2 separate regions of the Homo sapiens genome follow, and region 1 is linked to region 2. Evidence: chromatin loops called from intact Hi-C (ENCODE). Cell type or tissue: PC-3. All regions are shown on one strand. Links, peaks and the distances in the headings refer to the core of each region. The heading gives the core; the rest is flanking DNA.

Region 1 (11,166 bases), core at 1,828-9,827, 910 kb after region 2:
TTGTGAAAAAGATTCACAGGAATCCTCATGTCAAGTAGACTCTGGTGACAGAGAGAGCCCTTCAAGGAGGAGATATTTAAGCCAAGACCTAAACCATGAGACAATACCAACTGCCTAATGTTGGGAAGAAGAGCATTGCTGGCAGTAGGAACAGCCTGTGCCGAGGCTGTTGTGTGGCAAGGTGGGAAAATGAAAAAAGGCTGCTGTGGCTGGAACAAAGTGAGCCAGAGAGAAGTGATACAAGATGAGGTTGGGGAGGGCAGCAGGGGCCAAAACTCACAGGCTCTTGTGGGCCACAGTAAATAATTTGGGTTTTATTTAAGTGGCAATAGGAAGTCAACAGAAGGTTTGAATTGGGAAGTTACATGATCTTTCTGGCTATTATCCTGATAAAAGGACGGAGGTGGGGGAGCAAAAATGTAAAAAGAGAGACCAGTTAGGAGCCTACTGGCAAGAGATGTGGTTGCCAGGTTGCTGGCAGTGGGGATGAGAGGAGTGGAAGGTTTCCAGATATATTTTAGAATCTAAATGACATAGCTTGATGAAGAACTAGATGTGGCAGGTGAGAAAGAAAGAGATGTCAAGAATATCCCGTAGATTCTGGCTTGAAGAGCTACTTAAAGAGAGGAGAAAGTCTGGGGGAAGAGCAAAATTGGGGCGAGATGAAGAGTTGCCATTCAGCTGTGTGAAGTGTTCAGTGCTCTGGAGACAACCAAGAGGAGAAGTTCAGGAGGTGGCCGGCTGTCTTCTAGGCAACAGGGCATATCTCCCTCACCTACCAGAGTGCCTGGCAGGTGCTCAATCATACGTACTGTAGCAAATTAGCATATGTAGCATTTTTTTCCATAGTTGTGGGGAATACATATTGATGCAGCTCCATTCTTATCTAATTACCCTTGTGACAGAGAACATAATGACAAATTGTTAGCTGAGGTTAAAATTGAAGTCTAGCTATGCCATGTGCCCATAAGATCATATCCATAACTTTAGCTTCATGAACACCAAAATCTAGTCAATTAAGTAGCATCTAGAGTAGCCGAAATTCTTGAATAATGTATTCACTGATAATGGCATGTCCTAGGAGACCCTTCAGAAACGTACCCCAGTCCACCTCTCAAGGCTTCCTAGTCAACTTCCTGGTGCTTCCCCAAGCCAAGAGGCCCTTTCGCACTCCACACCTTTGCATGTATAGAACACACTGCCTGGAATAATGCACTTTCTCCTTTTTTCTCCTAGTGAATATTTGTATCTCCTTCCAGATGCAACCCAGGCATCATCTCCTGTTTGAATATGTCTCTGATTTCTCTCAGCTAAGTCCTTTTTCTGTGACCCGACGGCCCTTTGTTCATCATGCAATCATAGAAGTGATTAGGATCTACGGTAATTATTTGGCCACATGTCTGCCTGAGACATGCTGAGGGAAAGCAGTGTATAGTGTTCTCAAAATTTTATCCCATGTTTAGCATGATGCCTAGCAGACAGTAGGCATTCATTACATGTTTGCTGAGTAAGTAACATTCAATGAATAATAACAAACAAGATGTTATTTCTAGTTTTTAGCAAAAAGCATTAAAATGCATGTGGGTTTTTTTTTTTTTTTTTTCCTAGAGACAGGGTCTTGCTCTCTTGCCCAGGCTGGAGTGCAAAGGCTAGTCACAGGCATGGCCACAGCGCACTGCAGCCTCAAAATCCTAGCCTCAAGTTATCCCCCACCTCAGTCTCCCCAGTAGCCGGAACTAAAGGCATATGCCACCATGCCAGGCTTAAAATGTGTGTTTTAGAGCAGGTATAATGGCTCATGCCTATAATCCTAACACTTTGGGAGGCCAAGGTGGGCAGAGAGGTTGAGGTCAGGAGTTCCAGACCAGCATGGCCAACATGGCAAAATCTGTCTCTACTAAAAATACAAAAATTAGCCAGGTGCGGTAGCTCACGCCTGTAATCCCAGCAATTTGGGAGGCTGAGGCAGGCAGATCACCTGAGGTCAGGAGTTTGAGATCAGCCTGGCCAACAAGGCAAAACCTATCTCCACTAAAAATACAAAAATTAGCCAGGTGTGGCGGCATGCACCTGTAATCCCAGCTAGTCAGGAGGCTGAGGCACAAGAATCACCTGAACCCAGGAGGTGGAGGTTGCGGTGAGCCGAGATCGTGCCACTGCACTCCAGCCTGGGTGACAGAGTAAGACTCTGTCTCAAAAAAAGAAAAAAAAAAACCCATGTTTTAAATGATCTTATAACTCTGTAAATGAATGCCAAAAAGTAGGTCTCTTTCTATTCACATAGCCAGCAAAATAAACTGTCACTTCAGAAACTCCAATTTCTTAAAACATATGATATAGTAAAAACCAAACAAAATTCAGAGAGAACTACATCGATAATATTTGCTCTTATCATTGCATTTGACTTAGAGAAGTGATAAAGGGAAAAAAGCACAATTCCTGGTTCATCGTGTAATTCACAAGGAAAAAAAAGGACCTGAGTGGTGATATCTTTTAAATTACATATTCAGATAACTCATGAGTATTTGGAGCTGTGAAGTATTCAGGTCTTTATTTTACAATATTGTAGGATAAAAACAAACAGTCTTTAGCTTTTACTAGGAGAAAATGTATGTGGATTTAAACTGTATGCCTATTACCACTTAAAAGGAAAACCCATCCAATAACAAAAATTACTCCGTATGTGTAATCAATTTCTTTCACACTATTTTCCCACACAATCATATGCTTTTATTTCTTAAAGTCCATACTCTAGGGGTTAAACTCATCAAGCATATATTGTGTGAACATATCCCCTCCCTTCTATGCCTTTAATTGTCTTAATCTTCTAACGCAACATTTATCCAAATACAAGACCCTTTTCTAAAAAGCACAGAGGAGTTTTTGTTCAGCTCGGCTCTCATGTTGTAGTAATATGATCACTTTCCAAAGCCAATACATAGTAACATGCTATTCCTGAAGCTCTGCAATGAAAACACATTAATGTAAGCTGTATACATCTAGCTCTTTAAATAACCTAGAAATAGAGTTCCTACTACTAGCTCCACCTGCTGTCACAACATTCAAACCTAAAATTACCACTTCACAAAGGCTTTCAGTAATTCTACTGACATCAGATTTCATACCCAATAAGAAATATATTACCTGTGTCCCCTCCCACCCCGCCTCCAGAGGAAGAATATGTTCAGAAAATTCTAATTTCAAATACAATGTTGAGTCATTTGTGCACACTGTTCCACTACTAATAGTTACCTAAACATCCTTTACCGTGGTTACAAATTAGCATCACAACCTTAGGAACCACACAGATCTATGTGTTTATCTGTGTTTATTATTAATATGTCTGCAGAAGGTATTCAGAAATTGCCTGGGTCATTAGACTCTATCAATAGTTGGCAAACTATTTCTTTTTTCAGCTGTAGGAAAGATTCTTCTTTATATGAAAATGGAAAGCCTCATGTGTAGAGGAGATGAAGGAAGAACTATTTGGTTTGAAGTGGGTGGGCTTCCCATTCTTCCCTATCCAACAGTGTCTTTGAATGTGTCCCCAAAGGATCTAGGATTGAGGTTTGTGGTTTAAAGACCACTGGACCAATGATCTTTACAAATCCTTCTTGACCCTGCAAGTCCATGCATTTTTTTGTACAACTGGAAAACATCTCCTTCCATTTTATAAACAATCCTTGGTAAAATGGACTCTCTTCATGTTCTATAACATATATATATATATTTTAGATGGAGTCTCACTCTGTCGCCAGGCTGAAGTGCTACAGCGCGATCTTGGCTCACTGCAACCTCCACCTCCTGGGTTCAAGCGATTCTACTGCCTCAGCCTCCCGAGTAGCTGGGATTACAGGTGTGTGCCATCACACCCGGCTAATTTTTGTATTTTTAGTAGAGACGGGGTTTCACCCTATTGGCCAGGCTGGTCTCGAACTCCCGACTTTGTGATCCGTCTGCCTCGGCCTCATAAAGTACTGGGATTACAGGCATGAACCACTGCACCTGGCCAACATGTACATATTTTTTAGTTTCCAAACTACTTAATACATGTATATATATCTATGACAGATATATATATAGAGAGAGAGAGACTAGAAAGATTATTTTTTTTTACTTGTTTGTTTTTAAGCAGTTTCTTAGGAGGGTAATCATCTTTCACCACAGGGGAAGATAAATTCAAAAAGTCTAACAAAACTATATAAATTTTTTACTTGAAAGTTCCATTAAGTATAGTTTTTTGTGGTTCACAGTTCTAAGCTTCAGGGTCAGTGCACACAGAGAAATCCTCTTGAAAATGAAGGAGTCTAGCATCTGGCTATCACAGTGAGCTCAACTTAGAAACTGCAATAAACCTGGGGAGAGTGAAGGAGAAAACAATAAAAATCGCAAGTTATTTGGACAGTAAGCCTGGTCCTAGATTTAGTAGAAAGGAAGGGTTCATGTTCATTGTGTCACATATTGATTTTTCCAGGAGTTAAAAAAATGCTTAAAAATTAGGGTTTAAAAGGATGAAGCAGTCTTTCAAAAGACATAATGCCTTCTCTAGTCTGAGACACAAAATTCAAATTATGACTTTTGGAGGCCATGACAGTGAAGGGGTGGGAGAAGGATATAATGTGTTCGCACAGAAAGACTGCAAGGATGGTAGGTGAAAGTGACTTCAAAAATAGTGAGTTGTCACCTATGATAAATGAATTCAGAGGATAATATTTTCTTCCAGCTTACTATGGATGTGTAGGGAAATAAAGAGAAAATAATCTACCTTAATGGAAGAAATCAAGTTTTACTATATAATTGGAGGGAAAATGAGTAAAAACAGTTAGAGGCCAGGTGTGATGGCTCACATCTGTAATCCCAGCACTTTGGGAGGCCACGGCAGGCAGATCACCTGAGGTCAGGAGTTAAAGACCAGCCTGGCCAACATGGTAAAACCTTGTCTCTACTAAAAACACAAAAACTAGCCAGGTGAGGTGGTGCCGCACCTGTAATCCCAGCTACTCAGGAGGCTGAGGCAGAAGAATCACATGTTCACCTCCAGGCTTGAACCCGGGAGGCAGAGGTTGCAGTGAGCCAAGACCGCGCCACTGCACTCCAGCCTGGGCAACAAGAGCAAAACTCCATTTCAAAAAACAAAACAACAACAACAACAACAAAGCAAAAAAAAAAAAAAAAACCAGTTACAGTAGAATAGAGAAATCTGAACCAATAAAATCTTATTTCTATCAAACCCAGGCAGGAATTGTTACTTTTTTATTATACACATCTCCTGCTCATAAAGCTTAAAAGGTTCCTCAGTGTCAAACACCACAAAGTCCTAATACCTTATTCTGGACTTTAAAGCTTCATCCTTCCTTCCGTGCACACCGGTCCTTAATCCTTCCCAGCTCTCATCATGCCAGCTGACTCGGCTGGACACAATTCATTTATAGTTACATACTATATTCCTTGCTGTTGCAGAGGTTAAAAAAAAAAAGTAAAAATCCAAGAAGAGTAGATTCTGTTAATGGGAGGACTGCATTAACAGCATGATAGCTGATATATTTAGGTATGCAAATCTGAGATGGGCGAGAGATTTGTAAAAGAACAGGGATCTAGGAAGAAAAGATTTCAGGCACTGACGTGGACAGCACAGAAGAGGGTCTCTGAAGAACTCTACACAGAGAGCACAGCACCAGCAACAGGAGCAGGAGGCGGGGCACACAGCTGGCACCTGCCCTGCATTCATTTACCGCCTCTTTTCTCCTTTGCTCCATCACTATTTCAAATCCCACCCATCCTTCAGCATGTCCAGCTCCAGGCCCACACCTCCTCTAGGGGGCAGTGCTGCCCTCCTGAACTCTTATAGGTTTTCTTGCCTATAATAGTAATATAACATCTGGCCGTAAAAGAAGTGGCAATATTTCTTTCATCTTCCCTATCACATAAGATATATACACATTTTTTGATGGAGTCTTGCTCTATCGCCCAGGCTGGAGTGCAGTGGCGGGATCTCAGCTCACTGCAACCTCCGCTTCCCAGGTTCAAGCAATTCTCCTGCCTCAGCCTCTGGAGTAGCTGCAATTACAGGCACCCACCACCACGCCCAGCTAATTTTTGTATTTTTAATAGAGACAGTGTTTCACCATGTTGGCCAGGCTGGTCTTGAACTCCTGACCTCGTGATCCACCTTCCTCGGCCTCCCAAAGTGCTGGGATTACAGGCGTGAGCCACCGTGCCCAGCCCACATAAAATATATATTTTTAAATGTCTTTAGGTCAGTGTCTGTGTCTCCTAATTCTTCCCCATCTGTATAGTGAAACATATTCACTGTTTTCTAAATGGGTAATTAAATAAACATGGATGGGTGAATATCTGTAGGAGATTCCATAAAATGCTACGATTATAATTTCAAAATAAGGTAACCTTAATGTGTATGCAGTTTCCTGATTATAGAAAAGAACTAAGAAGCCAATTGAAATCTGAAATCAACCAAAACCTTCATCCCTGCTATACCCTGATCTTTGTTCCATAGGAGCCAAAATAAAAAACCATACACAACAGCAGGTGTTTTATGACAGAAACTAAGACCAGAAAAAGGATATTTAAATTTAGAAAAATAATACCTTTAATAGTCAACTGTCTTGTTTAGAACAAGCCAGACAAGATATTAATAAATAAAAGCATGCAAGCCAACTGACCATTAACCTACTCATCCACAAATTATTTTTCAATTGGACCTTACACTGGATAGCAGTCACACAGTCCATAATTACTGCTATGATGAATCAATCGCTTTGATTTTTCCATCATTCAAAGTTGAGGGTTAAAAGTAAGTTCCTGGAAAGCTTTTTCAAGTATCAAAGTAGAATATGTTCATTAATTTAAAATGGCAATAGTATAAGGAAACAGAAAAGATGCTCAATCTAATCGCCTAGTGAAAACAAAATTCTGAAGTCCTTTTTTCTGGTTTTTAATCTTAGGCATATTTTACATAGATCCGAGATAATAACAAAGAGACAAATGTATGAGGATTCAGTGGGACAATGCTCATTCAGTTCTTATTTATAGCTTTTAGCATAAAGAAAAGCCCTGTAAATCTTAGCTGTTGTTATTTATATAGAATGATCTACAATTTATTCTGGAATAAAGTCAGACCACCTGAGATATGTATACTTGGAACACACAGCCTTTGCCCTTCATAGAATTGCCCTGACATTAAACACTGGTCTACATTGAGAAAAGATGAAGCAACAGCCTTACAAAATTCACTACTGCATTTATTGAACAGCTCATCGACACTGACATCCACTCAGCAGCCTCCCCTCCATGAGACATCACAGAAGAACTATCCCAGGGCAGGAGGACTTATGCCTCTCTAGAAAAATTGTTTTGTTGCATGGACCCTGACTGCAGCTGTGCTTGCTCGTGTTTTCCTATTTGTTCTGGATGCTAGGTAGTCCAGAACCAAATTTGAAATTAATGCCTAACAACTATAGAGAACATGGTGATTTGTTTTTCGTGTATTGATTCTACTCCTGACTTCAACTCATTGATTCATAAAGTTCCTTAGGGGAATGAATACTGGCCTCGATTTTGTCACAATTAGGAGTATGACCCATGGCACTATTAAAAATCAAAGGAAGGGCTCATCAATTGGTTAAGAGGGTGAGCTAGAAGGTCGGATCACGTTGGTCTGGTACTTACTAGCTACCGGTGCCACTCTGGGCAAATTATTTAATCTTGCTAGGCTTCTGGATTTATTTATTTTTTATTTTTAAACTTTTTAGTACTTTTTTTTTTTTTCAGAGATATGGTCTTGCTCTGTTGCCCAGGCTGGTCTCAAACTCCTGGACTCAAGTGATCTTCCCACCTCAGCCTCCCAAGTAGCTGGGAATATAGGTGCATACCGCCATGAATGGCCAGAGTTTTTTAACTTCTAAAATGGGGATAGCCAGGCACAGTGGCTCATGCCTGTAATCCCAGCACTTTGGGAGGCTAAGGTGGGAGGATCACTTGAGCCCAGGAGTTAGAGACCCTGTCTCAAAAATAATCATCTAAAATGATAAATAAAATATAATGAGGATAATATGGTTTGGCTCTGTGTCCTTACCCTACCCAAATCTCATCTCGAATTGTAATCCCTGTCAGGGCAGGGGCCTGGTGGGAGGTGACTGAATCATGAGGGCTGACTTCCCCCTTGTTGTTCTCACCAGATCTGGTTGTTTGAAAGAGTGTGTCAATTCCCCGTTCACTCTCTCTCTCTCCTGCCACCATGGGAAGAAGGTCTTTGCTTCACCTTTGCCTTCTGCCATGATTCTAAGTTTCCTGAGGCCTCCCCAGTCATGCTTCCTGTTAAGTCTGTGGAACTGTGAGTCAATTAAACCTCTTTATAAATTACTCAGTCTCAGGTAGTTCTTTATAGCAGTGTGAAAATGGACTAATACAGAGGATAATCATAATATCATAGTTACATTAAATATAACAATCATCACAGATGAATGTGCTCATCACAGATCTGCATGATAACTGTTCAGGAAATGATTGCTGCAATTATCTATAATAATAATAAATACTGTAAAAGGATTTTGCCAAGTATTTATTATTTTATTATTCCTCTATATCATTTTGTGATTCTTCTCTGAAGCCTAGGTTCCTCATTTTAAAATAAGGACAGATGACTGTTTTCCAGGTCTCTTCTAGTTGCAAGCTTCTTCATTCTATACACTTGGAAAAGTTATGAAGTGCATCACAGAGAATGAGGGTTATAATGAAACCCTCTGAAAGAGGTAGCAAGACTATAAATCAGAACCAACCTCAACTGTGATCTGCCGCTTCCTTTAACTAATGGCTTGATTTTTTTCTCCCACTCATATATTTCCTTGTTTCAAGCAGCCACAACAGTTTTTGCTTATATTCACTTGCTTGTTAGGTTACAGGCAATAAAAACATCATTAGCACCTTTCTGCTACTCACCCTGGCTGCCCTCAAATTCTCCCAGCATGTACACTTCTTCCAGATACTTTACTCTTATTTCTACTAGCTTTGACTTAACTTTTCACTCTTCTTAATTTTCACGAGGAAATCTCTATTGAAATGACCTACTTTTCAAGAGGATTCGAAGCCCTTGGGAAGCAGGGCCTGGGCATCCAGGTTTAGGTATAATCCCGAACCCAAAGTGCAGGGTGTCTAGCTTCCGGACTCTGGCCCTTCCTAAAAGCAGCTGAGTCTGGGCCAACCTAGAATGTGAGTCTGACCTTGCCCTGCAAGCTGGGCAGCAACTGGGCCCTGCAAAAGAATCCTGTGGATGGTGTGTTAGAGCCCTGTTCCGAAGTAAGAAGAACAATGGATAGCAGAGAATTCCCAAGTCACAGCTGTATTATACAGAACAACTTTGGAAAGTTGATTACCTGAATAAATAGTTCCCAGGAGGCCAAGGCCAGCATTTCAGACCTGTTTTTTTTTTTTTTTTGAAACAGGGTCTCGCTCTGTCACCTAGGCTGGCGTGCAGTGGCGTGATCATGGCTCACAGCAGTCTCAACCTCCTGGGCTCAAGCAATCCTCTACCTCAGCCCCCTGAGTAGCTGGGACTGGCATGTACCATCAGGCCTGGCTCATTTTTGTATTTTTTGTAGAGATGGGGTTTCGCCATGTTGCTCTCGCTGGTCTCAAACTCCTGGGCTCAAGTGATCCACCCACCTTGGCCTCCCAAATTGCATGGGACTACAGGCGTGAGCTACCACACCCCGCCAATTTCAGTTCTTCAAGATCCAAACATTAAGAAGAGAGATAATATATGTGGAAAAACATTTAATCTGCACATGTGCTCTCTTCCTTCAAGAGAAATAGCATGTAAAATTGACTCGTATCAATAAGAGGGAAAGAAGAAAAAGTGGATGGTTTGAAATTGGTTCAGTATTGAACAATTCTAATAGAAAAATTGCATGTTAGCAGCAATCAGAGTACAGCAGTGATTTCTTGCTAGGCTATTTTACTCCTTTTCTTGAATGTTTGTGGTCTTGAGTTTCTCCAAATAAACACACACACACACACACATACATACACACTCACACTAGAGTACAGCTGGGAGAATACAGGTGGGGACTGTATTCTTTCTTCCAGAATCCATACCTCTCTGCACATTAGAGAACTAGTTAAGGAAAGAAAACATTCAGTGTGAAGTCAAATCCTTAATTCAAAATCAGAGAACATACAGAAGAAAGAAAGTCTATGAGAATAATGAATGTTAAAATGCCTTCAGCAATAGTCACACTTGATGTATCAGAAAAGCCACTGTATTAATCTTTTCTCATGCTGCTGATAAAGATGAGACTGGACGATTTACAAAAGAAAGAGGTTTAATGGACTTACAGTTCCACACGGCTGGGGAGCCCCCACGATCATAGCGGAAGGCAAAGAGGAGCAAGTCATGTCTTACATGAATGACAGCAGACAAGAGAGAGCTTGTGCTGGGGAACTTCTCTTTTTAAAACCATCAAATCTCGTGAGACTTATTCACTATCACAAGAACAGCCTGGGAAAGACCTGCCCCCATTATTCAATTATCTCCCACTGGGTCCCTCCCACAACACGTGGGAATTATGGGAGTTACAAAATGAGATTTGGGTGGGGACACAGCCAATCCATATCAGTAACATAATAGAGAAACACGATATTATGACTAGGGTAAGATCTTCATCCAGAAAGAATAACTCACTGAATATCAGGGAACTCTTAAGAAAGAGAAATCCTATCAATGCAAAGAATGTGGGAAATCCTTTTGCCAGAAAACAAAACTCTCTGTAGATTGGAATATTCACAAAAAACCCTAATGAAAAAAATGTAGAAAAGGCTTTATCAAGAAGTTGTAACTAATGGAACATCAAACATTATTCTGAATATTTTGAAAGTGAAAATTTTCAACAAGAAATTTAAAACCTGGAGCAATTCTATCAAGTTAGCGATTATATCAAGAACATGTTCTCCTAGCAATAATCCTGAAAGTCTTATTTTAAATGTGATTCTAAACCTTGTACATAAAGTGTATTAGATTTTAATACAATATTAATAAATCTAATAAAATATTAGATTTTATTAGATCTAATAATAAATCTAATAAAATATTAGATTTTATTAGATCTAATAATAAATCTAATAAAATATTAGATTTTATTAGATCTAATAATA
Region 2 (11,166 bases), core at 1,223-9,222:
GTGGGGATTTCCTGGTTTTGTTTCCAAGAAATAACCAGGACAGCTGTGGGCCATTTTGTACAAACTGTGCCCCTGTGCGCACAGGTGGAATTAGTTGCTCATGAGAGTCAATAGGCATGTAGGTAGCTCAGGAACTCAAGCAAGGCAGGTGCCAATCAAGATTCATTTCTGAAAAGATTAGATGTCCCTAACTCATCCGGTGCTATTCCAGGTGCTGGGAATACAAATGAACATTGGCTAGGCTCTGCCTCTGAGCAGTCATCTACTTGCAGCGGAGGAGAAGGCAGGAGAGCAAACACCCTTATGTGCCATGTGGTGTGGACCCCTGATGGAGGGACTGGCAGGAGAGATTCCCAAATGGGGTGACGTTCAAATGGATCTACAAGAATTAATAATGCATCAGGCAGACAGAGAGAGAAACACTCTTAAAATCTGTTTCTTTATCTGTAATTTGAGAAATTAAAAACAAACAAACAAAAAACAGCTTTCTCACAGTACGCAGAACCGTTTAATGGCCAAGCCTGTGGACTTTCAACAGGCCTGGGGCTGAGTCTTGCTCAACCACCAAGATCTTGGGAAAATAAAAATAAAAACCACAATAATAATAGCAACAAGCATTTAAGCCAACTTTTCTTTGTCTGCAAAAAAGGGACAAGAATAGCAGAAACTACTTAAAAAAGAAAACACACGTAAAGCATTTGACAGAATGCCAGGCACATGTAACATACTCCTTACATGGGAAACTGTTGTTGCTATCACAGGGAGCTTGTGAGGATCAAATGAGACCTGAGGTGTGAGACTAATCTGTGAAACCAAATCTCTGGGGTTATTACTCCAGGCAGAGGGACTATCTCACGTAAAAGCAGGGAAGTTAAAGGAGTGATGATTGTTTCTTGAAGGGAGAGTCCTTGAGTGTGGTGGGAAGGAAAGGTGCACAATGAAAAGGGGGAGGTATTTGAATTGAATAATCAGACAATTGATTAGAGGCCATAGGTCTTGCCTCAGTTATTCAGTTATATGACCAAACATATGGAACAAGAAAATCACGAGAGAAAGAAATCACTGGGATCATAATTTTGAGTTGAGATTTTTTACATTTTTAAATAATGAAACAGTCACATAATTATAAATAATATTAATACAAACATATATAATAAATATTTGTTAAAATTTTAAGTAACAATATTCATATATCCCCACTCCTAGATTTCACAGATGTCAACACTGCGGTATTTACTTGGGACCTTCAGGTATTTGTTGTTTTTGTTTTTAAGTAATAAAATGTTACAGACACTGCTAAAGCTTCACATTTACCCATTTGTGTGTATCACTCTCCTAGATGTTTGCATACTTTACTACATACATGGGTGATTCCATAAACAAAATACAACCTTTTTCTGAGTGTTCTTAGAATTTTACATAAATAATACTATTCTGTATCATTTTATACCTTGCATATACTTCAGTTAACATGTTTTCAAGATGGATCCATGTTGTTAGACATAGATATTGTTAATTCATCTTAACTGCTCTATCCCCTTTGAGGTTTATACTGTGGCTCAGCAATTCTGCTTCTAGAAGTCTTCCTAGAGGAACCATCAGGTATGTACAGAAGGCAATATGCTCAAAGAAGCTCACTGCAGAACAGTTCACGATAGTGAAAAAAGTGTGGAGAATCTGTTCTGGTCATCTTATTGCCAAGTAATAAACCTCCCAACCTTAGTGGCTTAAATCAACAATAATTGCTTATTCTGCTCATGAATCTTCAATTTGGGCAGAGCTAGGCAGGAACAGCTCATCTCAGTTCCATACGGCATTGGCTGGAGTGTCTGAAAAGCTGGAGGCCAGAATTGCCTGGGGACACACTTGCTCCCATATCTGGGGATCAATGCTGGCTGTTGGCTAGGACCTAAGCTGGGACTGTGGCCAGAGCGCCTACTTCGTGGCTGCTGCATGTGGCTGCTTGGCTTCCTCACAGCATGGCGGCTGGGTTCCAGGAGCAAGTGTCCCAAGACAGCAAGGCAGATGCACATGGCATTTTTATGATCTCATCATCACTTCTGCCACAATCAACTGATCACAAAAGTTCACTGAAGTTCAAGGGGAGAGGATACAAAGAAGTCAGCCCAGACCCACCCAGGTTCAAGGGATGTCACAGTTACACTTTAAGAAGAGCATATGGAATGTGATGTATTGTGGTGGCCACTCTTGGAAAATACAATCTGCCACACAACCTAACCGTTCACGCTATGGGACACATAAATACACAAAATTTTGGTGTCTTTGCTTTTGCTGTTTTAAAAGCTGTAAAAAGATGGGCATCTTTTCTCAAAACATAAGCATATTTCCATGCGGAATAAAAAGAATGAAGTGTTTAGGAGGTGATAACAGGGACTTTATACTGGTCTCTATATATCTTTGTATGATGAAATGTTATTACTTCTAGGCACAGAGAACATCTTCCTCCCTTAGAGTACTCTCAGGAACAGTCACAAAAGAGAGTTACTTTTTAAGTTCCTTTTTTCTTTCTCTTGAACAGTATGAAGAAAATCTCCTAGTTCTACAAATTGAGGACTATGATACAACGGTTGCAAAAATGGTGTCTCCTTGAGGGTGCATCTTTGTTCTCTCTGCACTCCAGAAAACCTGGAGAGAGGCTCTGGGTGTCTTGTCTTCATCAGCAGCATAGCGGCTAAAGGGGTCTCTGGAGCCTGGATGGTTGGGTGTGACTCCTGGCTTTGCCACTGGCTCTCTGTGCTTACTTAACTTCCCTGTGTTTCAATTTCCTTATATGGACAACGAGTCTAATGTTACCACATGCAATATTTTTGTAAACACTAAATTTGTTCATCTTGAATTCTGCTTAGACTTGATGAGTGCTTTAAAAGTCATCCGCTGTTATTAGTAATTACAAGAGAGCTGATTCAGAAAGTTGGAAGTAACTTGCACCAGATTAAGTGGATTTAATCATGAACACTATCCCCATGGGCAATCCCAGAATCCTCCCAGCCCGCAGGATAATTAAAGTCAGGCTCTCGATGGAAACCTCTCCTGCCTGTCTTCCTCCGTGTGAGAGAGTTGAAATTGTCAAGATGGGAGGCTGCAGGAAGGGGACGTGCGTCACAGACAGGCGGCAGGAACCCTCCTGCGTTCCTATTTTACAGACAGGGATGCAGCCTGGAGCTCCTGCCTGGGCGTGGCGGCCACAGGGCGCAGTGGGAAGTCCCATGCTCTGGTTAGATGTGAGTTCTCTTCCCAAATCCCCAGCCTTCCCCGACTCCGCTCAATAAAAGCTCCTTGGCCTGGCGCGATGGCTCACGCCTGTAATCCCAGCACTTTGAGAGGCCAGGTGGGTCACGGGGTTAGGGGTTCAAGACCAGCCTGCCCAAGATGGTGAAACCCCGTCTCTACTAAAAATACAAAAATTAGCCGGGCCTGGTGGTGCGCACCTGTAATCCCAGCTACTCGGGAGGCTGAAGCGGGAGAATCGCTTGAACCTGGGAGGCGGGGGTTGCAGTGAGCCGAGATCGCGCCACTGCACTCCAGCCTCGGCGACAGAATAAGACTCCGTCTCAAAAAATAAAAATAAATAAATAAATAAGCTCGCCTCGGAGAAGGCTGGGGGTGGAGAAGCAACAGAGACCCGAAGGCTGTGTCTCAACCATCGGCGATGGGCTTGAGAGATAGACTTGTGTTCCCGTCTGTTACTTATTAATCGGTGACCTTGGCAAATTACTCAGTCTCTTCTGCCTCATTTTACTCCTCTCTAAATTGTCAAATGCTCATAAGGTTCTTTTCCGAGGGGGTCAGCGCAGTGCCTGACCCAGGGTGAGCCTCAGCGAGCAAGAGCCCACGATGGGGTTGGCGGAGAGGCGCGTCCTCGAGGTAACAGGGATGCTGAGAGGTGGCTGAATTCTTCCTTCTTTCAGCGCCCCTGACCTCCCGGCACGGCGCTGGGGAACTCACGGGTCTGGAGCGTGTCCGTGCTGGGCCCCCGGAGATGATTTCTGGAATCGCGACCCGGGGACCTGAGGCCACTCTGGGACCTGCGAGGCAGTTGTTGCCCAAAGACAAGGCCTGGGTACAGGAGCTCGGGAAGCTCTCTGCTGCCCGTCTCCGTTATCCACGTTCGTCTGGGCACCCTCCTCGGGTGCTGCCCATTATTCCTCCCGCACCTGCCGGATCCAAGAGTAGACGCAGAACCCGGACCTCGGAATGGGACGATGCGACGGGCGGGGAAGGCCTGGCCCGGCCGAGGTGCCCTCGGCCCCGCCCTCCACCGAGGGCAGGGAGGCACTGCCTCCGCTCCGTCCACTCGTAACTGGTGACGCTGGCAGCCCCGCCGGGGGGCGGGGGGAGTGCAAGAAAATCCTGAGGTGTGTCGGGGGACCTGGACCAGATGCCCTCCTGCACCGCCCTAGCTCCGGGGAAGTCGCTCTCCGGCTCCGCGGCGCGGGACCCGCCAGCGGGCAGAGGCGCGGCGCTTTGATGTCGCGCGGCCACACGGTGGCGCTGCCGCACCGCCCGCTGGCGGAGACTGGGGGCCAGGGGTGCCCGGGGTGGGGTGGAGCCGGGACGCGCGCACTCCCCAGCCACGCCCGGGGCTCATCCTGGAACCCGGGCGCCCGCAGGGTCGCGAGGCCAAGTGTAGGTCATTCCCCTCCCCGCGGGACCCGTGCCTGGTGGACGCATCGCCGACGCGGACCCTGAACGCTCACATGAGATCCTTAGGGAAACTGAGGCCGAAGAATTGGGAATCTGCATTTAGTCCACTCTCCTGTCCGTAAGAAGAAAGGGGCGCGACTAAGGGGAAGGGAAGGAGCCACAGGGATTCATTCCCAGCCGGTCCCAGTAGCCGCCACAACACCCGGCAGGTCCGAGTTAATCCGTTCTGCAAGCTAGGAAATGAGGCTCGGTATTGGCGGAGGCCACACTGTTGAGAGGCGGTGTTCAACCCCAGGGCTGTGTGTCCCAGCTCTGCAAACTCGGTCACAGCCTCTATCTCCGTGGCATTCACAGTCCTTACCGGTTTTTGACAGTGACCTACAGTGAGATGTCTGTTTACGTCCCTGTCCGCGCGCGCGCGCACACACACACACACACACACACACACACACACACACCTATATAGAACTGAAAACGACACTTAACCTTAATTAGTGTGATGCACTCTGTTTTCTTTTTTGATTCTGTACTGTGTCTTTTCTACCTTTCAGTGCTGGGTGCTAAAATAATCTCACTACTCACTAGTGGGTCCCTAGTCAGTTTGACAAACAACTTCATAGGTGCTGGCTGGGCTCTTCTAGCCATGGAAGTCAACGGAAAGTTGTCCATGTAAGAGGACACAGTCAAGACCAGATAAAGATGGGGAAGACGGTGATTCCCCACGGATAGCCTGGGCATGTGCTGAAGAGCAGATTCTGACTCAGTGGGCCTGACGCTGGCATTTCTAACAAGCTCCTGGTGATTCCGACCACTCCATGCTGAGAGTGACCAAGTCCCCATCACGTGTGTTATCATGAAAGCAATTCTGAGACCAAATTCTGTCATACATACAATAGCTATTAATAAGCAGACACAAAAACTAGATTCAGCCTGTTCTTGTAGTTCTGAGGCAGAGTGCTCCAAATCTACTCCTCCCTTCCACCACCACCACCACCACCACCCTAACCCCTGCTCTTTCATGTCATGGTGATAGAATCTAAGGCGGATGCTGTTGAGCCACCTTCTTCCTCCCAGGGTGGATCTCTAGTGAAGTTTGAGTCAATGGGATGTGAACAGAAGGGATATATGCAAATCCCAGGTGATCTTCTGGGAGATAGCCTAGCTTAGTCGACTTAAAAGACAACTTAAAACTTGTACTTCAACTTAAAATGTAAGCTCCTGAGTTTCGTGAGTGCTCCTGAGTTTCCTTCTTTTCCCTTCCAGCAAGTAGGAAAATGCTCACAGTTCAGCTCTGACCCTGCAGACAAGGGCAACAACCCTGCAGACAAGAGGTCACAATTCAGCTCTGACCCTGCAGACTAGGGCAACAAGCTGGAAGGAACCTGGATCCCTGAATCATTGCATGGAGCAGAGCTGCTCCATCAACCAGGATCTCTCACCTAGAGATGCTTATTTAAGAGAGAAACAAACCATCTTCTTTAAACTTCTGTATTATACAGTACTTGGTTGGGGAACTTGTGCTTTTGTTACAGCGCATATTCTCATTTAGGTTCATCTGAAGCAAATGCAACAATATTCTGATAGCAGAATCAACTAACGGGTATCTGATCAGGTAACAGAATCCTCTGTTGAGTGTGTTGTGGGGAGGACCCTGGGGGAAGAGGAGAGAATAGGACCACAGTTGTAAACCTAGGGCACTAGATTCCCATGCTACTTTCTTGCAAGCATGGAGATATCTCTGTGTGTATCTTTCTAGCCACTACCCATTAGCACCACCCATTTCACCATCAACAACAACAAAAAAATCTTTTTCGTAGTTCTTAATGAACAAACCCTCTGGGGAAGACTTGGAAAGCAATTTTTGAAGCCTGGGTCTTCCTATGTTTACTAATTGCTCCACCTTGCTGCCCTGTGTATCACTTAAAGTTAACTTACATACATATATACCACCTATATCTATACTGTTTAAAAGTAAATGTAGACAATATTTTACCTTGTATTTTCCCAGAGTATTATTATAGCCTAAGTGGCTATTGACCTCCAAGCTCATTATTTCCTTTATTACTTTAAAGGAATTTGGCTTGAGCCCCATTGAACATGGGATAGAAACCCTGCTCCATCTCCAAAAGTCCTCAGTGGTGGGACCTTCCTTGATTCTTATCACCCCAGACCCCCATTTCTTACTTCTCCTGACTTCTCTGGCTCCACTTTGCATCTCATGCTTCATGATTGTTCCCTCTTTCTGACCCATATCAACACAGAAGGGAAGGTACATCTGGTGAGGATTGGTGGGCAGTGGACTGGGAGTGGGGTTACACTGCAGTGCAGTGCCGCTGATCATTTTTAAATTTCACAGTGGACGTCCGTATCTTCAGAGCCCTTCAGCCTTCCTCACTTCAGGCTATTTATTAGTTATGTGCCTGCACCTTAGCTGGCCTCTGTCTCTTTAGGCTCGTGTGTCTTGTGGTTCTCTCCCTTCACCATCCCACCTGCTCTCTGCTCCCTGGCCCCTCATCCAGACAAAAAGTCACGTGCACAAAATTGAATTGCAAACCAATTTGTAAAAAAAATTCTGTCATCCACTGCCCTGCTCCCTCATTCTGTGCTTTGTTCCAGAGCCCGTCTTTTTCATAGCACCTGTGCTGTCAGAGAGTTCTGCTTAACACCAACAAACACCCAAACACACAAATACACACAAAAAGTCTCTTCCTGCCTGGCCAGATCACACCTAACTTCTTTCCCCTCCCCAACTACATGCAAGGCTGATTCAGGGATCCCTTTACTTAAATCTCTGCAACAGCTCTTCACTGGCTTCTGTGCATCACCATTGCCACGGTGACCGCCAGGCCATTGGTGACCTGGCCATGCTCCCTCCCTTCCAGCCTCATATCTGACTGTGTACCCACACACCTCCTGTGCCACTCATCCCAGCCACGTCACACTCTCCAAACGGGCCCAGCTCAGCTTTCTCAGCTTCATTCCTTTGCACATTTACTCTCCTTGCTGTGTTCACCTGGAGTGTCTCTCCCTGAACTCTGCCCAGCAGCTGTTGTCTCAACCACTGCTGGGAAGCCCTCCTTGACTTCTCAGGCTGGGTGAAGGACTCCTCTAACCCCTCTGCCTGTCTATCCTGGCACATAAAACTGATTTCAGGAATTTTAGCTTTCCTTGTCTCTCCCCTCCAACAGATGGAACGCTTTAGGGGCAGGACTACATGCCCTGCTGTTATTTATCCTATAGATGAGCGCATAGGAGGCAGGCCTTCAGTGCATGCTTATTAACTGAATGTGAGAGTGTATAAGACCTGTCGCTGACTGAATGTACAATACCTGTCGAGGTAAAAATCAGACTGGAGGACAGTCTGGAAGGGGTGAAGCAAAGGAAGGGGGGTGCCTGGGAGGCAACTTTAGGGCTGCCAGGGGAGAGGGAAGTCTGGGCAGCAGGTTCATAATCAATCAAGACACTCATTGGCTCCAAGCCTTTAGTTTTCTTCCCACCAGTGGGCCAGACCGCTGTCCTCTTCTTGCTCTCTCTCTGGGACAGGTCTCTGCATCTCCTTCCCATTTTGCCTCCCAGTGGCTCTGCCTGCCTTCCCTGGGATGGGCAGAACAGCAGCAGGAGCACTGAGGTAGGTTTGTCCTAAGCCTCCATTTCTGGGAAGGGGCCACTAACATCTCTGATGACCATGGAGGGGGGTCCTCTTAGCAGAGGGGAAAGGCATTCCTTGATTCTGAATGTCTGTTGAGAGACATTACTTTCCCGACCCTCTTCCAAACACACCCACCCCAAGAAGAGTATGTGCTTTCTGGACGGAGGGGCTATATCAGCGAGGATGGGCTCAGTCACATCTCAGGAATGAGATACTGTAAAGCAACAATGATGTGTTGTTCCTGACTCCCAAGACGTCCATTTTGCATGGGCAGAAAGGCTCTAATCATTGCAGTTACTTCAAGAACTGGCTTGAACCACCTCAAGCCAGTTCTTTTTTTCTTTTTTCTTTTTTTTTTTTTGTTGTTGTTTTTGTTTGTTTTTATTATTATTATTGAGACCGAGTCTCTGTCTGTCGCCCAGGCTGGAGTGCAGTGGCGCAGTCTCAGCTCACTGCAACTTCTGCCTCCCAGGTTCGAGCGATTCTCCTGCCTCAGCCTGCTGGGTAGCAGGGACTACAGGCGCCTGCCATCACGCCACCTGGCTAATTTTTGTATTTTATTTTATTTTTATTTTTATTAATTTTGAGATGGAGTCTCGCTCTGTCGCCCAGGCTGGAGTGCAGTGGCGCAATCTCTGCTTACTGCAAGCTCTGCCTCCTGGGTTCACGCCATTCTCCTGCCTCAGCCTCAGGAGTAGCTGGGACTGCAGGCACCCGCCACCATGCCCAGCTAGTTTTTTTTTTGTTTTTTTTTTTTTTTTGTATTTTTAGTAGAGACAGGGTTTCACCATGTTGCCCAGGCTGGCCTTGAATTCCTGACCTCAAGTGATCTGCCCTCTGCCTGTCTTGGCCTCCCAAAGTGCTGGGATTACAGGAGTGACCCATCAAGCCCAGCCAGCCAGTTCTTGAAAGAGCCTGGGATGGTCCCACACTGACAGTTAAATGCTGTGTCCCGGAAGGACTCACTTCACTTCTACTCTATCATTGGTCAGAACCAGTCACATGCCCCACCCATCACGTGCGGACCAGGAAGTGCAACCCTACCACAAGGTGGGGGACTAGAAATCCTCGGGACACAGCACTGATGACTACCGTAGGGGGTGAGGAAAGGAAAGTCTAAAAGACAAAAAGGGGAAATGGAGGCTTTTAGACATTAGGAGAATCTGGTCGCCCTTGAGGCACAATGGCTTGGACTTTTGGCTGGCCTTAGAGCAACGCAAATGCTGGCCTGCGTCAGGCTTAGAGTATGGAGGAGGGTGGATGCTCACTGGGCCCCCAGAGTGCATTTCCCCATCCCCAGTGACTTGCTTCTGGCCCTGCCCAAACCCAAGCCAGACTTTCAGGACCTCATTGTTTCCTAGAATGTATCTCTAGTAAATACAACTGGCATTGACCTCCCTTCCATTTCAGCATATTTAACATGATGTTCTCCGATCATTTTGTGTTGATACAGCCTCTTCTTCCTGATGGCAAGTCCTTAAGTTCAGAGTCAATCTCAAGGCTTTCTCTGTATTCCCCAACGCATGGGGCTGGGCATTCACCCAACATGTACTGGGTCCTTATGCACTCCACCCTGGGAAGATAAAAACCAACACACACAAAAATTAACGCAAAAGGAAGGTTTAAGGATGGGAAAGATGTGATGCCTACTTCAGCCTATCAAGGTGCCCAATAAATGCTTAAATTGAGTCAAATCATCCTTGGATACACAAAACCACATTGTCAATTTCCTGTATGACAATGTCATCATCTCTGTTTGAGTGAAGGCTTCACAGAGGTGAATCTGTCCATTATCCTGTATCTCTGCACTGGCCAATAGAGAGGCTTCTAGTTACATCTCTGTTGAGCGTTTGAAATGTGGCAAGACCAAGGAACTGAATTTTTAACTGAATTGCACTTACTGCTGTAAGTGCAAAGTAGATATCAGATGTCAAAGACTCATGAGAAAAAAAGAATGTAAAGTATCCGATTAGTATTTTTCTCTTGAGTATATTTTTAAGTGATGTTATATTTCTACTGAGCAGTTCAGCTCTAGAAAGCCCAGGGCAGGATTTGGGTAAGATCAGCTGCTTTCAGATTTTCATTTACAAAGCTTCGAATTATAACATTTGATCAAACCCGACTTTGGAAAAGTTATCATAAAGATGGCATTTGAAGTTTGGGGCATTTAATTTTTGGTTCTCTTTATTCTCCTTTCTGCTTTTCTCCCAAAGCTATGACTACAAAGAAAACTAAAAGCATCTCATTTATTCCACAAACTGATCTCCACGTCTTAACTAAATAGCAATTGCTGGGCTGTATTTTATACACACACACACACACACACACACACACACACACACACACGTTCCTACAGGGACCAACATTTTCCCATGTGTAAAGTGACATGCCTGATTGCTAGATTAAGCAACGGAAATTAATTATTACAGTAATTACTCGGCCACTAAATATTTGAATGCTAGACTTGACATAGCCGTCTCGGGAGCCACCTTCAGCTTCCTGAATGTGTTAGTATTGACAAGGCAGCTCATGCGAATGTATTTTTAAAACGCCTTCTTTTGCTGCGTCTTGCCACTGTGAGCCAGGTGTGTTTGTTTTGGTCAGTGGGTAGGACTGTACACCCTACGTCACAGGAAAATAGACGGCTGGCTTCTGGCACCCATCTCTCCAGGCCTGAAATCAAATGCCTGAAAATTGGAATCTGTCGTCTTCAGGGAGGCCACACAGTAGGGTGTTGACACATGTAGTGTGCAAACACTTGCTGGGCAATTTCAGAAACCAAAAAGTGACTGCTAGAATGGGCTCATATCCAAGCCACCCTCCCTGAGGGAAGGAATCTGTATCATCTGGAA

What was found. Peaks named below come from ENCODE experiments on the same cell type or tissue, not always from the same donor. Only the 100,000 strongest peaks of a DNase experiment are listed, where the experiment ranks them.
Region 1: it touches region 2 in a loop (9-fold over the local background); 3 of 110 quality-filtered maps call a loop at or near these places.

What each region holds. Positions count from the first base shown.
Region 1 is chr14:89,933,813-89,944,978 of GRCh38, forward strand. The region is part of intron 3 of EFCAB11 (EF-hand calcium binding domain 11); the gene reads right to left. Among named protein-coding and RNA genes, the nearest start is that of EFCAB11, 15 kb to the right of the region's middle. In PC-3, for the core only: CTCF peaks have their summits at 3,050 (motif pointing left) and 5,824 (motif pointing right); no DNase peak of the experiment used is centred there.
Region 2 is chr14:89,022,953-89,034,118 of GRCh38, forward strand. LOC124903356 (a long non-coding RNA gene) reads left to right here. Exons shown (of 2, transcript XR_007064297.1): 2 at 2,540-2,857. Among named protein-coding and RNA genes, the nearest start is that of TRA-AGC15-1, 49 kb to the left of the region's middle. RefSeq lists silencers at 4,268-4,477, 4,498-4,637. In PC-3, for the core only: CTCF peaks have their summits at 4,505 (motif pointing right) and 4,705; no DNase peak of the experiment used is centred there; H3K4me3 peaks cover 1,172 bases; H3K27me3 peaks cover 334 bases.